2 separate regions of the Homo sapiens genome follow, and region 2 is linked to region 1. A link is a loop called in an ENCODE intact Hi-C map of the cell type or tissue named here. Cell type or tissue: MCF 10A. All regions are shown on one strand. Links, peaks and the distances in the headings refer to the core of each region. The heading gives the core; the rest is flanking DNA. Region 1 overlaps AGBL1 (AGBL carboxypeptidase 1). Region 2 overlaps AGBL1 (AGBL carboxypeptidase 1).

What was found. Peaks named below come from ENCODE experiments on the same cell type or tissue, not always from the same donor. Only the 100,000 strongest peaks of a DNase experiment are listed, where the experiment ranks them.
Region 2: it touches region 1 in a loop (3-fold over the local background); 2 of 110 quality-filtered maps call a loop at or near these places.

The regions. Positions count from the first base shown.
Region 1 is chr15:86,330,260-86,340,550 of GRCh38, reverse strand. The region is part of intron 17 of AGBL1 (AGBL carboxypeptidase 1); the gene reads right to left. Among named protein-coding and RNA genes, the nearest start is that of AGBL1-AS1, 18 kb to the right of the region's middle. In MCF 10A, for the core only: no CTCF peak of the experiment used is centred there; DNase peaks (open chromatin) are centred at 3,970 and 4,320.
Region 2 is chr15:86,243,120-86,253,410 of GRCh38, reverse strand. It overlaps AGBL1 (AGBL carboxypeptidase 1), which reads right to left. Exons shown (of 23, transcript NM_001386094.1): 7 at 5,532-5,740. Among named protein-coding and RNA genes, the nearest start is that of AGBL1-AS1, 69 kb to the left of the region's middle. In MCF 10A, for the core only: no CTCF peak of the experiment used is centred there; a DNase peak (open chromatin) is centred at 5,690.

The sequences.
Region 1 (10,291 bases), core at 890-8,889:
CAGCTTCTGGAGCCTCCAGATGATCTTTGGCTTGTGACAGCATAGCCCTAATCTTGGGCTCTGCATTCACATGTCCTTCCCTGTGTCTTTTTGTATCCTCTCCTCCATGTTCAAGGACACAAGTCATGGATTTAAGGCCCACACTAAACCTAGGATGACTTCATCTCAAGACCCTTAATTAATTTCATCTGCAAAGCCCCTATTTTCAAATAAGATCATATTCTGAGCTTCTGAATAGACATGAATGGGGGGGGGGCAGTGGAGGCAATATTCAACTCACTACACTAGCTAAAACAGAAGGCTTAAATAAGATCCAAAGTCTCATAATATCATAGCTCAAAATATACAGGTTTCCGTCAAAAAATCACTCATCACACAAAAATAAAAATAAAAAACAGGAAAATTGTCCTGAAAGAGAGCAATCAATAGAAGCTAACACTGAGAAGACAGAGATGTCAGAATTAGCTGACAAAGATTTTAAGCAGTTATCATAAAAATGCTTCAGAAGAAATGAAAATTAAAAAGGTCCTTGGCAAACAAGTAGAATATATAAGGAAGGATGAAATAAAAACTTTTTTTTTTTTTTGAGATGGAGTCCCGCCCTGTCGCCAGGCTGGAGGGCAGTGGCACAATCCCGGCTCACTGCAACCTCTGCCTCCCAGGTTCAAGTGATTCTCCTGCCTCAGCCTCCCGAGTAGCTGGGATTAAGGCATGCGCCACTACGCCCAGCTAATTTTTGTACTTTTAATAGAGACGGGGTTTCATCATGTTGGCCAGGATGGTCTTGATCTCTTGACCTTGTGATCCGCCCACCTCGGCCTCCCAAAGTGCTGGGATTACAGGCATGAGCCACTGCGCCCGGCCGAAATAAAAACTTTAGAACTGAAAAATACAATTACTATAATAAAAAATAATTAACAAATAGGCTAAACAGCAGAATGGAGGGAAAGAAGAATCTGTTACCTTGATGATAGAGCAATAAAAATTACCTAATCTGAACAACAGAAAAAAATTCACTGAAATAAAAGAAGAAATCTCAATGACCTGTGAGACAAAATAGAAGATCGAACATTCATATAATTGGAGTCCCCAAATTAGAGGAGAAAGATGGTGGAGCCAAAAAGGGAACTAAAAGAAATAATGGTTTAAAACTTGCCAAATTTCGCGATAAACAACCTACAGATTCAAGAAGCTGGGCAAACACCAAATAGGATAAGCTCAAAGAAAACTAGAGCAGGACATATTATAATTACATTTTGAAAAATAAAGAAAAAAGTTCTTGAAGACAACAAGAAATGGATAACACCTTACCTATCGGGGAAAAAACTGAATGGTAGTGTATCTCTCATCAAAAACCAGAGGCCAAATGAAGTGGCACAATATTCTTCAAGTGCTGAAAGAAAAGGACTTTCATCCCAGAATTCCGTATCTAGTGAAAATTTCCTTCAAGGATGAAGGATCATAAAGCAATGTATTATCTACCATATTAACAAACTAAAGAAAAATCACACAATCATATTAACGCATAAAAAGCACTGACAAAATTCAACACCCACTTATGATAAAAATTCTCAGAAAAATAGGAACACTTGTAACCCTCTAGTAGAGGGTTACATCCTCAACTTGATAATAATCATCCACAACAAACCTACAGTTAACATGACATATAATGGTGAAAGACTGAGTGCTGTCCTCCTAGCATTGAGAGCAGAGCAAGGAGATCCACTCTCACGACTCTTTTTCAATGGTCCAGGAAGCTCTAGCTTTACGTGGATGACTGAGAACAGTCTCTACACCGGTTTTCCTGGTTCCAGTTTGGGCAGCCCATTCAAACCATTTATCCTGGGAGTCATCCTTGATGACTTTCTTTCTTGCACGTCCTTTGTCCAATCCAATAGCAAAATCTGTTGTTCTGCCTTCAAAATGGGTCCAAAATACAGCCACCCCCCTACCTTTGTGGTTCTGTTCAAAGTTACCACTATGCTTTCCTGGATCAGAGCAAAGGATTCTTCGGGGGTCACTTTATCCCTTCACAGTGCCCTCATAACAGCCAGAGTAATTCCTTTAATAAATAAAACATAACGTATCACTCTTCTACCTCAAGCCACCAATGGTGCCAAATCACTCAAAGAAAAAGCCAGCATCCCTACAACTGCTACCAGTGTCTGCAGAAACTGCCCTCGTCACCTCTCAGAACTTACCTCTGCCTCTCCACCTTGTTCTCCCCATTCAGCCACCTGACCTCCCTGATTAGGACCCACCAAGCACATTCCTGTCTCGGGGATTTAAAACATGTTGTTTTCAAATGCACTTTTGCAATTGCTATTTTCTTTGCCAAGAAGAGTTCTCCAAGTCTCTCTCCTCCAACTGTTACCTTTCACAGAGACTTCCTGACCTTTTCTCATAATTCAGAGCCCATGTCCCCATGTCCCCTTATCCTCCATTTTGCTATTCTTTCTTCCATTTCCTTTAGAACCATTTCAATTAATCAGTTTATGTGTCCCTTCACTAGATTGCAAACTCAAAGGGCAAGACCTTATCTTTTTTGCTTCCTACTCACCGCATCTCTCCTGACTAGAAGTGTCTGGCATATACCAGACACTTGATAAATATTTGGTAAATGAATGAATTAAAATAATACCCTACATGCATCTTTCTTTTTTATTTTTAAGTGCATTTTTTGTTTGTTTTAAGTTCCAGGGTACATGTGCAAGATGTGCAGGTTTGTTACACAGGTAAACATGTGCCATGGTGATTTGCTGCACTTATCAACCTATCACCTAGGTATTAAACCCAGCATGCATCAGCTTTTTCCCTAATGCTCTCCCCACCCTCCACCCTCCCTCGACAGGCCCCAGTAAGTGTTTTTCCCCTCCCTGTGTCCATGTGCTCTCATTGTTCAGCTCCCACTTATAAGTCGGAACATGTGGTGTTTGGTTTTCTGTTCCTGTGTTAGTTTGCTGAGGATAATGGCTTCCAGCTTCATCCATGTCCCTGCAAAGGATATGATCTCATTCCTTTTTAATAGCTGCATAGTATTCCATGGTGTATATGTACCACATTTTCTTTATCCAGTCTATCATTCATGGGCATTTGAGTTGATTCCATGCCTTTGCTATTGTGAATAGTGCGGCAATGGACATACACATTCTGCATGCATCTTTCTACCTCATTCCTTCCTTCCTTCTTTTCCTTCCTACTTTTTTTTTCTTTTCTAGAACTAATATAAAAAAGCCTACTGGTAATACAAGACAGTGCACTGAATTCTTGCACAACATGAGTGACTAGGTTTGTCTGTTTCCTGCGTAAATCTGTGTATGTAAACAAAATAACACATGAGAATCAAATAGCAACTCAGTTTACAAAAAGTGTACTAGTGTAATTCTGTGCACATTATTAGATAAACATAGGAAAGAAAGAGAGAGGCACTGGGAATACAAATGCTCCCAGGATTTCTAAATTGTTTTGTGTGTCCATCTAATGCTTCAACCTAGAGAGTGATGCTAATTCTTGTCCCCATTCCCGGACAGCCAGAGTCCTTAGGAGTGCTTCCTAACACTCTAGAAATACAGAGTCTTGTGGCCCCTTCACTCATTCAGACAATCTTCCTGTGCTAGAAGACTATCAATACATGAAGAAGTAGATGGCAAGGTAATTTTTACTTAGGTTGGGTATGCAAAGATCATGTGTCATCATAGGAGCTTGCCTCTAGCACCTTTCATTTGTCTCTTTCTTAAGGCAGCAGCCAGTCTGGAACTAACTATCAGAGCTATGAAAAGCCCCCATTAAGTCTCCTCTGTAAGGGATTTAGTGGGATAGGTTTGTGTCCATAAGCAAAAGCCCTGAAAATGGGCAGTGTCTTGCTTGCTATTCCCATCTTGGTATAAATTATGGATCAGAGCTGGAAAGTGTCCAGCCAATCCAGCAACTCTACACTGATGAAACACCCCTCACCCCTCCTCATGCTGATGCCAGCCCTCTGGATAATAAAGGCAATCAAATGCCAACTCTCACGCAACAGTTGTTATTCCAGACAAGTGCCTTGTTCCAGTCTGCCCAAGAAGTAGGGAAGATTATTCACTTAGCTCCAAATGCAATTTATTTTCTGAACTTGTTTGATTCTCTCATGCTTTATGCTTCATAATAAGTTTATATTCTGCTCTACTTGAATCAGCGAAACCTCAGGGGCGTCTCTTGCAAGTTACAGAGAGTGATGACTAGCAACTCAAAACTGAAGCATGTTCAAGACTTGCAGAAACAGAACCCAACCCCATGAGTAAAATGTAAGTCACAGCCTGGAGCAGATGTAGCAAGAATCTGTGGTTTGAGACATCGAATGGGCACCTCTGCTCCGTGCAAACCACTTCCTTGCTGGCCTCAAAGCCTCAGTTAGTCCTAAATGCCTAGGGCACTCTATCACAGGTGGAGGCTGAGTTTTGGCTGCTTCTTCGAATTCTGGATTTCTCCACCCTTTCTTTCTGCCAGACAGGAAGCTAACTTCATGCTTTCTCTCATCTTTGTGTCTAACACCTTCACAATACAGCACATTGGGCTCTTTCAGTGGAAAATAAAAATCACTGTGCGAGAGGGGCTGATTGCTGATGATTGAAGCTTATCGAAATAAAACCAGAACACATGCATGTTCTTATTCAGAGAAGGTAGGTAACCTAGCCAAATTCTCACAGGTAGTAAGTGACAAACCAGGAGTAGAGTGTCCTGAATTTAAGTGCTGTGATCTCCCCTATTTAACACTCTTGAAACTATTCCCTTCTTTCATTTCTTACAGTTTCCTTTTTCTCAACATTCTCCTCTCATAGTTTTCTCCAACTTTCTTATAACAACACCTTATTTTACTCTTGAGTTTTAGAAAACAATAATCAAGGACTGTGTCATTTTATGTATTTTATCTTTGGTTTCTTCCAAGAATTTCCCTCAATATTTGGTGTTCTGCAACTTCACTTTGGTGTGTTCAAGTGCACTTAATCCTATCCTCAACTTAAGGATTTATATCTTTTGTACTTCTGGAAAATTATTAGCCAATATATTTAAGACAGTGCCCTCTTCTTCCTACTCTCTATGCTCTTTCTGAAGCTTCTTCGAACTTCTCAATCTAGGCCAGGCATGGTGGGTCACACCTGTAATCCCAGCACTTTAGGAGGCCAAGGTGGGTGGATCACAAGGTCAAGAGATCGAGACCATCCTGGCCAACACAGTGAAACCCCATCTCTACTAAAAATACAAAAAATTAGCTGGGCGTGGTGGCACATGCCTGTAGTCCCAGCTACTCGGGAGGCTGAGGCAGGAGAATCGCTTGAAACTGGAAGGCGGAGGTTGCAGTGAGCCGAGATCACGCCACTACACTCCAGCCTGGGCAACAAGAGCGAAACTCCGTCTCAAAAAAAAAAAAAATAACTTAATCTACCTTCCATGTCTCTCAGTCTTTCTTCTGTGGTATCCATTTCTTTCTCTAGGTCATAAATTATAGGTTATGGCCCCAAATATGTCCTTCATTTTCTTAAGTTCTTCAACTGTGTCTAAACTGCTGCCTAATTTGTCTACCATGGTTTTAATTTCAATGGATATATCTTTCATTTCTAAAAAATGCCTTTATTTTTCTTAAATATGCCTGTTGATTTTCATAGTTTCTTATTCTGTCTTCATAATTTTTATTGCTTCTTTCATCGTCTTGGTCAATGGCATTATTTCTGAGCTTTCTGTTGTGTTCCATTGGTCTATGTGTCTGTTTTTGTAGTGTACCATGCTATTTTGGTTACTGTAGCCTTATAGTATAGTTAGAAGTTGGGTAATGTGATACCTCCAGGTTTGTTCTTTCTGCTTACGATTGCTTTGGCTATTCGGGCTGTTTTTTGGTTCCATATGAATTTTAGAATAGTTTTTTTTTCTAGTTATGTGAAAAGTGACATTAGTAGTTTGATAGGAATAGCATAGAAAATATAGATTGCTTTAGGCAGTATGGCCATTTTGAAATTGATTCTTCCAATCCATGACCATGGAATATTCATCCATTTGTTTCTGTCATCTATGTTTCTTTTAGCAGTACTTTGCATTTCTCTTGTAGGGATCTTTCACCTCCTTGGTTAGACGTATTCCTAGGTAGTATTTTGTGGCTAATTTAAATTGGATTGTGTTCTTGATTGGGTTCTCAGTTTGAATGTTATTGATGTATAGAAATGCTACTGATTTTTGTACATTGATTTTGTATCCTGAAACTTTACTGAAGTCCTTTATCAGTTCTAGGAGCCTTGTGGTGGAGTCTTTAGGGTTCTCTAGGTATAGAATCAAAAGTGAAGAGAGATAGTTTGACTTCTTTTTTTCCTATTTAGATGTCTTCTTTTTCTTGCCTGAATGCTCTGGCTGGGACTTCCAGTAGTATGTTGAATAGGAGTGGTGAGAGAGGGCATCCTGATCTTGTTCCAGTTCTCAGAAAGAATGCTTTAAGTTTTTGCATGTTTATTATGATGTTGGTTGTGAGTTTGTCATAGATGGCTCTTACTATTTTGAGATATGTTCCTTCAATGACTAATTTCTTTAGAGTTTCATTATGAAAGGATGTTAGATTTACTGAAAGCTTTTTCTGCATCTGTTTAGATGATCATATGGTTTTTGTTTTAAATTTTTATGCAGTGAATCACATTTATTGATTTGCATATGTTGAACCAACCTTGCTTCTCAGGAATGAAGCCTACTTGATCATGGAGAATTAACTTTTGGATGTGCTTCTGGGTTCAGCTTGCTAGCATTTTGTTGAGAATTTTTGTGTCTATGTTTATCAGAGGTATTGACCTGTAGTTTCCTTTTCTCATTGTGTCTTTGCCAGGTTTTGGTATCAAGGTGATGCTGGTTTCATAGAATAAGTTAGGAAGGAGTCCATCTTCTTTGATTTTTTTGGAATAGTTTCAGTAGAATTGAGACCAGCTCTTCTTTGTATGTCTAGTAGAATTCTGCTGTGAATCCATCTGGTTCAGGGATTTTTTTGGTTGATAAGTTTTTCATTACTGATTAATTTTTGGAACTTGTTATTAGTCTTTTCAGGGTTTCAATTTCTTCCTTATACAATCTTGGGAGATAGTGTGTTTCCAGGAATTTATCCAATTTTTTCTAGATTTTCTACTTTGTGGGCACAAAGATGTTTATAATCATCTCAGGATCTTTTGTATTTCTGAGGGATTACTTGTGATGTCACCTTTGTTAGTTCTGAGTGTGCTTATTTGGATCTTATCTCTTTTTCTTTCTTAACCTAGCTAGCAGTCTATCAATCTTGCTTATGCTTTCAAAAAACCAACTTTGGGCTTCATCAATTCTTTGTATGGATTTTGGAGTCTCAATTTTGTTCAGTTCTTTTCTGATTTATTTATTTTCTTCAGCTAGCTTTGGGATTAGATTGTTCTTGTTTTTCTAGTTCCTCTAGGTGTGACATTAGATCATTAATAGGGGATATTTCTAACTTTTTGAGGTAGGTATTTAGCACTATAAACTTTCTTCTTAATCCTGCTTTTGCTATATACCAAAGATTTTGGTATGTGGTATCGGTGTTCATTTATTTCAAAGAACATCTTGATTTCTGCCTTAATTTCATTGTTTACTCAAAACTCATTCAGGAGCAAGTTGTTCAATTTCCATGTAATTGTGTGGTTTTTGAGAGAGCAGAGGATTTTTATTCCACTGTGGTCTGAGAGTATGATTGGTATAATTTCTAGTGTTTTTAATTTATTGAGACTTGCTTTATGGCTGAGCATGTGGTCGATCTTGGAGTATACTCTGTGTGCAGATGAGAATAATGTATATTCTGCAGTTGATGGGTGGAGTATTCTGTAGACATCTATGAGGTCCAATTGGTAATGTGTCAAATTTGAGTCCAGAATTTCTTTTTTTTTTTTTTTTTTTGAGATGGAGTCTCACTCTGTCGCCCAGGCTGGAGTGCAGTGGCGCAATCTTGGCTCACTGCAAGCTCCACCTCCTGGGTTCACGCCATTCTCCTGCCTCAGTCTCCTGAGTAGCTGGGACTACAGGCGCCTGTTGCCACGCCCAGCTAATTTTTTGTATTTTTAGTAGAGACAGGGTTTCACCATGTTAGCCAGGATGGTCTCGATCTCCTGACCTCGTGATCCGCCCACCTCAGCCTCCCAAAGTGCTGGGATTACAGGCGTGAGCCACTGCGCCTGGCCCGGAGTTTGTTAGTTTTCTGCATCAATGATCTAACACTGTCAGTGGGGTGTCAAAGTTCCCTCACTATTATTGTGTAGACATCTAAGTCTTTTCATAGGTTCAGAAGTACTTATTTTATAAATCTAGATGTTCCAATGTTGAGTATTTAAGATAAGTCTTCTTGCTGAATTGAACCCTTTATCATCACATAATGCCCTTTTTTGTCCTTCTTTACTGTTGTTACATTGTTTTATTTAATAAAAGAATAGCAATCCCTGCTTTTTTTTCCCATTTGCATGACAGATTTTTCTCCAGTCCTTTACTTTGAGGCTATGGATGTCATTATGTGTGAGATGAGTCTCTTGAAAACAGCAGATGGATGGGTCTTGGTTTTTTATCCAACTTGCCACACTATGCCTTTTAAGTGGGGCACTTAGACAACTAATGATTACTATTCATCCACTGTGAAGTTGTTAGCCTGTTGCTTTGTAGTTTCTACTGTGTGATTGCTTTATAGGGTCTTTGGGCTATGTGCTTAAGTGTGTTTCTGTATAGCAGGTATAGTTATGTTGTTCCATGTTTAGAACTCACTTAAGGAGCTCTTGTAAGTCTGGTCTGGTGATAACAAATTCCCATAGCACTTGCTATTCTGAAAAACATTTTATTTTTCCTTTGCTTATGAAGTTTAGTTTGGCCAGATATAAAATTCTAGGTTGGCATTTCTTTAACAATGTTGTAAACAGGCCCCCGATCTCTGCTGGCTTGTAAAGTTTCTGCTGTGAAGTCTGCTGTTAGCTTGATAGGGTTCCCTATGTATGCAATCTGACCTTTTTCCCTAGCTGCCTTTAAGGTTTTTTCTTCAGTGTTGACCTTGGACAGTCTGGTGATTATACGCCTTGGTGATTTTCATCATTGTAGCATCTTGCAGGTCTTCTCTGGATTTCTTGTATCTGGAGGCTTACCTCTCTAAGTAAGATTAGGGAAATTTTCTTGAATTATTCCCTCAAGTATGTTTTCCAGGTTGTTGCTTTTTTCTTCTTCTCTCTCAGGAGAGAAGAAGAGAGAAGAGGAGAGAATTATTATCTATGCCAATAATTCATAGATTTGGTCACTTTACATAATTCCATATTTCTCAGACTTTGTTTTTTTTTTTTTTTTTTTGAGATGGAGTCTCACTCTGTCACCCAGGCTGGAGTACAATGGCACGATCTTGGCTCAGTGCAACCTCTGCCTCCTGGGTTCAAGTGATTCTCCTGCCTCAGCCTCCTGAGTAGCTGGGATTACAGGTGCACACCACCATGCCTGGCTAATTTTTGTATTTTTACTAGAGACAGGGTTTCACCATGTTGGTCAGCCTGGTCTCGAACTCCTGACATCATGATCCACCTGCCTTGGCCTCCCAAAGTGCCAGGATTACAGACATGAGCTACCGCATCTTCCCTGCTCATTTTTTTAAATTCTTTTTTCTTTATTTTTGTCTGACTGGGTTAGTTTGAAAGGCTAATCTTCAAGCTCTGAAATTCTTCCAATTCGTCCAGTTATTATAAAGCTTTCAATTGTATTTTGAAATATTTCAATTTTTTTTCCAATTCCAGAAACTCTGATTGATTTCTTTTAAAGATATTTATTTCATCCTTCATTTCCTGGATTGCTTTAGAAGTTTCTTTGATTTTCATCCTTGCCTTGGATTTCATTGAGCTTCTTTGCAATCCATATTTTGAATTCTTTATCTGTCATTCCTGAGTTTCCATTTTGGTTAGAGACCATTGCTGGAGAGCTAGCGAGATCCTTTGGTGGTATCACTACATTCAGATTTTTCATGGTGTCAGAATTATTGCACTGTTTCCTTCTCATCTGGGGATGCTGGCACTTCTAATTTGTGTAATTATTTTCACGTAAGTGGAATTTTTTCTTTATCTTTCCTTATAGTTTTTTTCTTTCCCTTTCCCCTCTTCCCTACGGAATGTGACCGTAGAAAATGCTAGGCAGAGTTTTTGGGTTTGCCAAAAATAGCCCTATTTCTTTGCCAAAAATAGCCCTATTATGCACATCTGTCGGCAGGTTTTATATTGGGCCATGCAGTTTCACCTAGAAGCCAGTAGACGTACCTTATGGGTTACAGCCA
Region 2 (10,291 bases), core at 1,570-9,569, 88 kb after region 1:
GGCATTGTGGTGCATGGCTGTAATTCCAGCTACTCGGGAGGCTGAGGCAGGAGAATCGCTTGAACTCAGGAGGCGGAGGCTGCAGTGAGCCAAGATCACACTACTGCACTCCAGCCTGGGTGACAGAGCGAGACTCCATCTCAAAACAAAACAAACAAAAAAAAGTTGATGGAAGTAAAATTCAAAGTCCCTATCATAGTTCAAGGAACTCTAAATGCCCTGGCACTGCCCATGACTCCAACTCAATCTCATGCCTCCACCCTTACTCACAATGCTCTGCCATGTCTGTGTTTCTCAAGCTCACCCACCTCCCACTCTACTCCCCCACCTGAGGGTCTTTGCATGTACTTTCTTTTTCTCTCCCTGGAACCCTCGTCTCCAGACCCTCATGGCACTGGTTCTTTCTTACTATTCAGGTCTCAGGTGACACAGCAGCTCTTCGACTCCTGCCTGGCATAACCCCTCTCTCCCTTCTCTTTGCGGTGATTCTTTGAACATAGAGGAGAAATTCTAAGCCCAAGGGCAGATGTGGCGTAGCTTCAATATAAAAATATCTTAAATGGAAATGGCTTGATATCTTCTGGATTGTCACTGAGATCTTTCCTTCTGCCTGACCCTCCAAAACGTCCTAGTTGTCCCACTCGCTCTCCACAGCTTCTCTGTCTGTGCCTGGTGGCCACCTCCTGTGCTTCTCTGAACAGTTCACAAACCAAGTGTTTCTCTTAGACTTTTCAAAACGCTCTCCTAGCCTCATTCAAATGTGGGTGCCTTCATGGAGGCTTCTCTGGTCAGCAAGACCAAGTAGGGCCTCCTCTGCATGGTTACACAAAGTCTGCTATTACCCCCACCTGCTGGCTACACTGCATTATCCATATCCTATTTTCCCATATAGGATTCTAAGTTTCCTGAAGATGATGAGTCCTCTATCACCTTCATCTTTGAACCCCCTATAGAACCCAGCCCCAACATCTTTCACAAAGAAGGAGCTCAGAAAACATTTACTGAATAAATAGTAAATGATCTCAGACCAATCTGACCTTTAGGGTATCCAGTTCTTGATTCCAACCTGGTAATATTCTCTTTAGAATTCAGTCCCTCCTTACACAGGTCCACAAGGCTGAGGTCATTGGTCTTGTTGGCCAGAGAGGAGCCTGATGAATCAAGGCTTGGCCTACTGTGCTTTCTGAGCAAATGGTGGCAACTGTGACTTTTAAAAGGCCATATCAGTTCTTATTCCAGTGGTTCTCAAAGTGAAGTACCCAGACCAGTAGCATCAGTATCACCTGAGAACTCGTTAGAAATGCAGAATCTTGCATCTCACCTCGGAACAACTGAAGTAGAAACTCTGGGGTAGGATCTAGCAATCTGTGTTTTAACAATTCCTCTAGGTAACTTTGATGCATGCTCAAGTTTGAAAACCACCAATTTTAGCAACCTTTCAGGCCCCTTAAACTGTTGTAGCTCCAAAGAGTGGTTCTTTTCTCTGATTATCTTATATAGGTTTGTTCCTTCTGCAGTTACCTATTTCTCCAAATTGATAATTATCCCCAAATGTTTCAGGCATCCTTGTAGGAGTTCTTTTTTTTTTTCAATCTTGCATTCAAATTGTCATCCGTCTTCCTCTTTCCTCATGCAAAGCTCCAATAAGATTCCATTATACTACATTACACAGCACCCTTGCTGCACTATGATCTCAGCCTTTGAACTTTTAGGGGATGTTTACAGAATCTGTGCAGAAACGTGAGACTCAGGAAACAGAGAGGTAGGGTCACCAAGAGAGAAACAATGCAAGCAGTGGCCTCAGCAGAAAGGCAAAGAAGAATATTATGATGGCAAAGGTGTGGGAAGGACTTAAAAAAAGTTCCTTTACAGTCAGTCTCATTCTCAGTAGGTTTGTCAGCACATCACAAACATCAATAAAATTAATTTAGGACATTGGTTTTCCAAGTGTGATCCTAAATCAGTAGTATCAGCGTCATTTAGGAAGTTGTCAGGAAAGCACATTCTCAGGCCCCACCAGAGCCCTACTGAGTCAGAAACTCTGAGATTGATGTCCAACAGGCTCTGCTTCAGTGACCCCTCCAGGTGACTCTGATGCATGCTCAACTGGGGGAGCTGCTGGTACAGTGGGCAAAAGCATGGGCTCTCAGGTGAGACTACCAGATTCCAATCCTAGCTCCAACACTTATGAGCTTTGCGAACTTGGGAAAATTACTTAACAGTTACGTGCCTCAGTTTCTTCATCTATAAAAAGGGAGATAATAATAGATCCTACCTCAAAAGCTTTTGAAATTATCAATATTGGAGAGTCTGCATAAATTGCTAAGACAGCCAAGGGATGTATTAATAGTAAGAGTTCAAAGTAACTGTCTTCTCCTTCTCCTACTTCTTCTCTTCCTCTTCCTCCTCCTCCCTCTGCTGCTGCTGCTTCATTAACATTGTCATCACTATCACTGGCAGTAGCAATAGCAGCAGCAGCAGCAACAGCAGCATAATTTGCAAATGGCAACTGAAATAACATCACCAAATCCAAGGCCCCTAAGTTGGCCATCCAGTGACTCCCATGCCTTCTCTAGCAGAAGGGAGAGGAGGGGTGATGGGCAGCTGTAACTCCAGCACACCTGCAAGGGCATCTGTGCTCACAGCACTCACCTGAGGTCTGGGAGGCTACTCAACACTGGTTATGACTGCCGGGGGGAAGAGTAACAAGCCATTTGGTTTCTAAGCCAGGACAGCCTATCTTTCACCTGCAATGATCATTTTCCAAAAACCAGGAGAATGTCAAACATCTGACTTTGCACATAAACTTGATAACATTTTCTCTGGAAGAGCACACCTTTTTTTTTTTTTTTTTTTTTTTTTTTTTTTTTTTTTTTTTTTTTTTTGAGACAGAGTCTTACTCTGTTGCCCAGACTGGAGTGCAATGGTGTGATCTCAACTCATCGCAACCTCCACTTCCTGGGTTCAAGCAATTCTTCTGTCTCAGCCTCCTGAGTAGCTGGGATTACGGACACATGCTACCACGCCCGGCTAATTTTTTGTATTTTTAGTAGAGATGGGGTTTTGCCATGTTGGCCAGGCTAGTCTTGAACTCCTGACCTCAGGTGATCCGCCTGCCTCAGCCACCCAAAGTGCTGGGATTACAGGCATGAGCCACCACTCCCGGCCAAGAGCACACTATTTAAAAGACTAAAAGCAAGGGCGAGTGGTGGTGGTGAGGAATTCAACCTCTTGAGGTTGACACCCATACATTCTATACACTCTTCCAGGTGACAGATGTGTCATGGCCTATTTACTCAGCACTATCCCATAGGCCCCTCCTGAACTGCTTTTCCATATCATACTTGCAGAGATTATAACATGAGCTAGAGAAACCTCACTATAAAGTGCACACTCTGTGTGCACTCACATTCTGCTTCCATTCCAACAGTAGTTCAAGGCTGGAAGCTTCTTGCTAATGTGCTTAATTGAGCAACTGAAGTCTTCACTGACCTGATAAGGAACTGTTTTGAAGAACCTGTGCACAGATTCATAGCACCTCATGCTGGGCTTCATTTGGTGTTTTCTCCACCACCTTTCTATCGTAGACATTTCCCTCTGTGACTACTGTCTTCTTCCTTTATTGGTCTTGTTTTTCTTGTTTGTTTTGTTTATTGTTTGGTTGGTTTTTTAGCACAGAACAGAGAAATAGCCAATAACATGGAGGGCAGAGGAACACGGTAAAGCACTGGACCAGAGTGGGGGGCTGTTAAACATCGGCAATGCAGGAGGGCATTGCACAAGGACTGGGAGGGATTAGAGACTTGGGCAACCACAAGCTTAGAAAGCATGAGGAAGCTTGGAAAAATTCAAAGCCCTGCTTCATGTCGAGAAATAGAAGGTAAAATATAGCTATTTCATGACTGAGAAGCTTTGAAAGCTGTAATGATGGAAAGAAACCCAGAGGTGATAGCAGATAGGGAGTTAGATATTGGTTTGCAGCACTGTATTTTGTTATTGTTTAGCAGGGGAAAAGACCATTTTTTAATGAGAAATGTCTCCAGATACCACGGTTGGAAAAACAACACTCTCATTGGTGGCTTCATTACCTCAGATGTACTCAGATAGAGAAAAACTGGAGGGTGTCCAGAGAAGAGCAAGAAGGCTGATAAAGGGAGTCCAGAGGTGGCCTAATCCAGAGATAATAGGAACATAATGTGTGTGCAACATGGCTGCCTTGGCCCCAGGAGAAGGTGGGTGAGCAGATGATGGATACTGGAACACTTATATCACCAATAAGGAGGGCATATGTAGCCTCAAACTATAGGATTTCAATTAGCCCTAATCAGGTGAAATTAAGGAATTTATTTAGGTTGAAATCCAGGAATCCCTAGAATGCATATTCCAGTGGGGTGCTGATAAGTAGAAACCCTTGAAGACACCATCCCCTTTCCCTGGGATGCTCTTCCTCTGCAACTTGGCCTGACCAGCATGACCAGCTCCTCCAACAACTCAGGTCTCAGCTCAGGTGTCATCTGCTCAGAGATGACTTGACCTCTCTCTCTAAAAGAACACCTGCTCCCTCTACCTATGGCAGCCCCTGTAGACCTATGCCCTTACTTCATTGATTTCACAGTGCGATATGAAATTATCTTCCTCATTGGATTCTTTGCTTACTTAGTGTCTCACTCTTCTGCTAGGAGGTTTTCCCTATAGGATCAAGGGCCTCGTTTGTCATATCCACCACTAGATTCCACTGCTAATTATTCCAATAACGGCTCATCCTCACAACGCAGTTCAGTCATGGCAAGCACTCTTCTAAGCACGGGCCATTTCTACAATAACTTATTTAGTCCACACAACAACCTAGGTTTTGTTATTTCTGCTTTTTTTTGAAGAACCTCAAGGCCCAGAGAAGTTGAGTGACTTCTTCAAAGTTACACAGCTGTAGGCCCTAGAGCTAGGATTTGAATCCAGTACTCTAGTTCTAGAGTCAACACTTAACACTATGCCATACACTGCACCTCTGGTAGTGTGTATTCAACAAATATATGTTAAGTATATATGAATGAACCAATGGAATGAAGATTTTATTGTTGCCGTTGCTGTTGTTTTGAGACAGGGTCTCACTCTGTCACCTAGGCTGGAGTTCAGTGGTGCGATCTCGGCTCACTGCAACATCTGCCTCCTGAGTTCAAGCAATTCTCCTGTCTCAGCCTCCTGAGTAACTGGGACTATAGGTGTGCAACACCACACCCAGCTAATTTTTGTATTTTTAATAAACACGGGGTTTCACCATGTTGGTCAGGTTGATCTCAAACTCCTGACTTCAGGTGATCACCTGCCTCGGCCTCCCAAAGTGCTGAGATTACAGGAGTGAACCACCGGGCCTGGCCTGGAATGAAGCCTTAAATCCAGAACATCCGCCCTTAGCAGGCAACAAGAAATAGACTGAGGCGTTCCCAGCTCTATCTGGGATGATTCCTAAATGACAGCCTTCAGGAATCACCCAGCTGGCCTCCAGCTGCAGAGTGAATCCCCATGCTGCCTGCCTGTGTGGTGCTGAAGAGGATCTCCATGCCCTGTGCTGCCAGGAAGGCCTCCCTGCCGGACCGGAGGGCAGCAATGTGCCTGAGGCAGAGCAGCAAGCCCCGTCGGATCTGCACGTAGGCGTTGGCTGTGTCATGGCTGTGCCAGTCCTGGTGCAGCCCGAGCAGGCTGGTGACGTAGCCTCGGTTCACTGCTCTGCGGCCGTTCGACTCTGAAAACAAAGGGAAAGGCAGGGTCAGTCACAGGCTCTCCACAGCCACACCTCTTTGAGAATGTTCCAGTGTATTTCCCACAAGATACTTATTAATCATCAAGGGAATAATAACATTTTAGTATGAAAACTGGCAGATGTCACCTTAAACCAAGTGATCAAAGTTAACATCCCCAGTAATGGGACAGTCATCACGTGCCACCCGATATGATACACTGAGAAAGATCGGCATCACTTCTATAGTGTTCCTGCCAAGAATGCATAACCCAAGTTGGATCATGAAGAAAATCAGCAAAGCCAAAATGAAGGACATGCTACAAAATACCTGACCTACACTCCACTCCTTGAAAATGTCAAGGTCATGAAAGGCAAAACAAAGCAGAACAAAACATGAGGCTAAAGGGAAATAAAAAGACATGACAAGTCAGCATAATAAGTAATTATAGTTTAAATCTTGGGCCAGCAAACAATTTTTTCTTTTGCTATAAAAGGCATTATTGGGCATCTGGTCAAATTTGAATAAGATCTGTAGATCTAATAGTTATACTAACAGTTTTGTATCAATGTTTATTTTCAGATTTTGATAAACTGGGGTTATGTAAGAGAATACTTTTGTTTTTAGGAAATTCATAATTAGAGTATATGAAAGTCTGTACCTTATTCTCAGAAAAAAAAGAAACATAATAATAATAGTGTGGGAGGAGAGACAGACACAGAGAGAGATTTCCACCAGATTTCCATTCCTCCTATCTGAACTTCAGTGGACCCGGAGGTTGTCATTTGGGTTGAGCTGACTATCAGGTTAGGTGGGGAAGGAGAAGATGCTGAATGAGATATAGTACCTGTAAGGCTGCCATGTCTAAGAGATATGTTGGCTGTCCTTTCTAAAGAGAATGGAAGCTAATTTATATATAATCAAGACTCATAAATTTGTTTCATATAGTTGTAACCTCCACATCCATTTTTTAGGCATGACTTAAGTTGCTTGAAACCCAGTCATACCCTGTTGCCTCTGACCTAGAGAAAACTTGCCCTTCCCACGTGGTTGTTTGCCACATGGCCTGCTTGTTCCTCATCCCACTAACCCAAAACCCAACATTTCCCACATCTGCTGACCACAGTAAAACCCAATGGACAACACCAGAGTCATGTGAATAGGACCTGCTCTTCATGTGCGTTTTCTTTAAACTGCCCAGTCCATAACCCCTGCAGGAAAGCCTGACAGATAACGCCATGAACCTTAAAAAAGGCCCAGTCCCACAACAAGACCTCTCTCTCCCCAGACACTGTTAGAGCTCCCTGCCACCTCCAGGCTCCCCAGCAACTCCGCTTATTCTCCTGGCTCTGTAACGACAGAAACACTTCTGTTACTTCACGGGTTTTGCTGTGCTGCCTCCTCCACACACCCCAACTAACTTTACCCCCTATCAGTGGCTTACAGCCACTCTTGAAAGAGACCCCAAGATCAAGTTAGAAAGAAATCACAGGCCGGGCGTGGTGGCTCACACCTGTAATGCCAGCACTGTGGGGGCCTGAGGCAGGAGGACGGCTTGAGGCCAGGAGTTTGGAGACAAGCCTGAGTAACATAGTAAAACCCCATCTCCACAAAAAATAAAAATAAGCCAAATGTGGTGGCTTGCACCTGTGGCTCCAGTTACTAGGGAGACTGAGGCAGGAGAATCACTTGAGCCCAGGAGTTCGAGGCTGCAGTGAGCTATAGTCCTGAGCAACAGAGTGAGACCCTAGCTCAAAAGAAAAAAAAACAAAGAAAGAAAGAAAGAAATTAAAATACACTAGGCTGAATTCAGGAAAGGAATTCCTCACAGTTAAGGATGTTCAACAAGAGGATAGACTCTACGTGGTAGTGAGCAACAGGGCTCTGAAAATGTTCAGGTAAAGTTCGGAAGCCCACCCAGCAGGGATTTAGTATGGAGCTTTCTCATATCTAATAGGGACCTTTTCAACTCCTTGACTTCTCTGTGTTAGTTCAATATTCCTGTTTGGGACCGCCCATAAAACCGTATTTTACGGACTTAAAACAGAGGAAGAAGAACAGTCCAAGATACCTCTCTCAACAGTTAATATACACTACTTTTCAGGTTAAGCTCCTTGGGCTACAGGGTTGGTGGACAAGCATGTACCGGTTCAGATCTACCCAGTAGATGCCTGGCCCTCTTGGCTCCTAGGGACTAGGTACATTGCAGGGCTCTAACCTGCTGACTCTCAGTCAGAATGCCCAAATTTTGTAGCTCCGTTCTCTCACTACCGCATCTCTCCATCATCGAAACCATTCACACTGGCGTATGAGACAGTATGTGCTTCTGGCTGAGTGTGTGTGAGGGAGAGCCCATGAGGTATAATCAGATAAGCAAAATTTCATCTCAAAGTCAGATTTCTCCCTAAGACCATGTGAGTGCATATGAGTGCAAACAATAACATGGAAATGTAATGCTTTATTCCAGAGGGGATTTTTTTCATAATATTAATAAAACTCTCTTTTTTTCTGCTTGTTTGTCAAATTCTAAATTGTCAGGCTTGACTAAGCCCCACTGATTTTTTGGCCCATTTGTGCAGTTGGTGTTTGTTTGTTTGTTTTTTTCTCTTTACAACATGACCCTAAACAGAGAGTGACGAGCTTTATTCACCTGGTGATACATTTGTGGAGGGTTTGAATTGCCTTCATTACCTCCTTTAATGAATTGTTCTTTTGTATCAAAAATATTTCACTTCCTGGCAGATCTTGGCCATACAGCATGAGAGTTATTTATTGCCTGAAGGAGTTTGCAGCCTATTCAATATCTGATGTTTAAAAGAAAATTGAGAATTAAGTGGGAGGTATTAAAGGACAGTATCACCTGCTAAAAAGATGCCAGAACAACAGTTCACAGGGGCCCCGTGGGCAGCATAAGCTTAAGGACTTTTGTCTTTTTTCTGTTTTAAGAGTATTAGATTGATAATGGGTTATCCCAGTGACCTTCATCCATGTCTTTTTTGGTGGGGGGAGAAAGATAATGAAAAAAAATCTTTAATTTTCTGGGAGAAAAATCCCTTATCAAATCCCAATGATTTTATTCATGATTTCCTGTTAATCCCCAGCAAACTCTCATGTTTACTAACATTTAAAATAGCTAAACCTCCTTCCCCCGCGACCCTACACCCGTCAATCTTTCTCTGAGAATGGCTTGGGAAGTTGTGCAAAAGTCAATACGTATCTAAAATGCGACAAGAGGAGATTCATCAAACTGAGAAAGAGCAAATGTGGAGAAGAGCAAAGAATGAAATGAGGGTCACTGGGATCAGCAACTTAGAGGAGTTCTGGAAGATCTGAGAGGAAGGCGCTGCTTTGCAGGGCCAGGGCAAACAGAGCAGAGATGAGGTGCATTTTTGAATACTGCTCTGGGTGGACTTAGAGTTGAGAGATGTGAGAGGGCTTCAAGTCCCCCTCTTTGGAAGAGACCAGCTCTGCTATAGTCTGTTTACATAAACAGCGTTTTCCTAAGATTTTCCTTGAAACAAAATTTTTATGTTGCTTAATTTTTTTTAAGTTTCTAAATAGATTAGTGTCTATTTACTTATATATATATTTATTTATTTATTTATTTATTTACTTATTTATCTATCTATCTATCTATCTACTTATCTATTTATTTTAAGACAGAGTCTCACCCTGTTGCCCAGGCTGGAGTGCAGTGGCATGATCTCGGCTCACTGTAATCTCTGCCTCCCAAGTTCAAGTGACTCTCCTGCCTCAGCCTCCCGCATAACTGGGATTCCAGGTGCACGCCACTACACCCGGCTAATTTTGCTAATTTTTTTGTATTTTTAGTAGAGACGGGGTTTCACCATGTTGGCCAGGCTGGGCTCGAACTCCTGACCTCAAGTGATCCACTCACCTTGGCCTCCCCAAGTGCTGGAATTACAGGCGTGACCCACCATGCCCGGCCTACATTAGTATCTTTTAAACTGGTTGGAGGATGGGGATGGAATGGACAGAGAGTTCTGAGGGTCTTTCGTATTAACACCTCACCCTCTCCTCTACCCCACCCTAAAAGCATTGACCCTGCTTCCTGGCACCCCCTAGCTCCATCAGGCCCTTGCTGCCAGCCTCATGCTGAAGGTATTTTTTTGGCCAGTTTTCCTTTGGCAAATCCATGAACAACAGGAGATTTATCTCTGTCCTCACCTCCCATTCACCCTTCTATATTCTACTATTTCTGCTTATCTCTCCAGGTTCTATCCTCCAAGGGCCTGACTTGTAGCTAATTCTCAGTCTGAAACGGGACCTAGTGATATCCTTATTTTAACCCCAAGTATTTCTTAACTGAGGTTCACATGTGCCTCTTTAGTGCAGATCCCATTGATGCAGATTTTTACACTTAAAAACTGGAAGGGAATATGCCAAGGTAACAAGAATACTTAATGAGTTGAGGATCAACTGATGATTCTATTTGCTTATTTAGAGTTTTCTGTAGTTTTAATCCTTACGCGTTCTACAACAAACTTTGACAATCAGGAGGAAAAAAAAATGTATCCTTTTGATGTTACAAACTG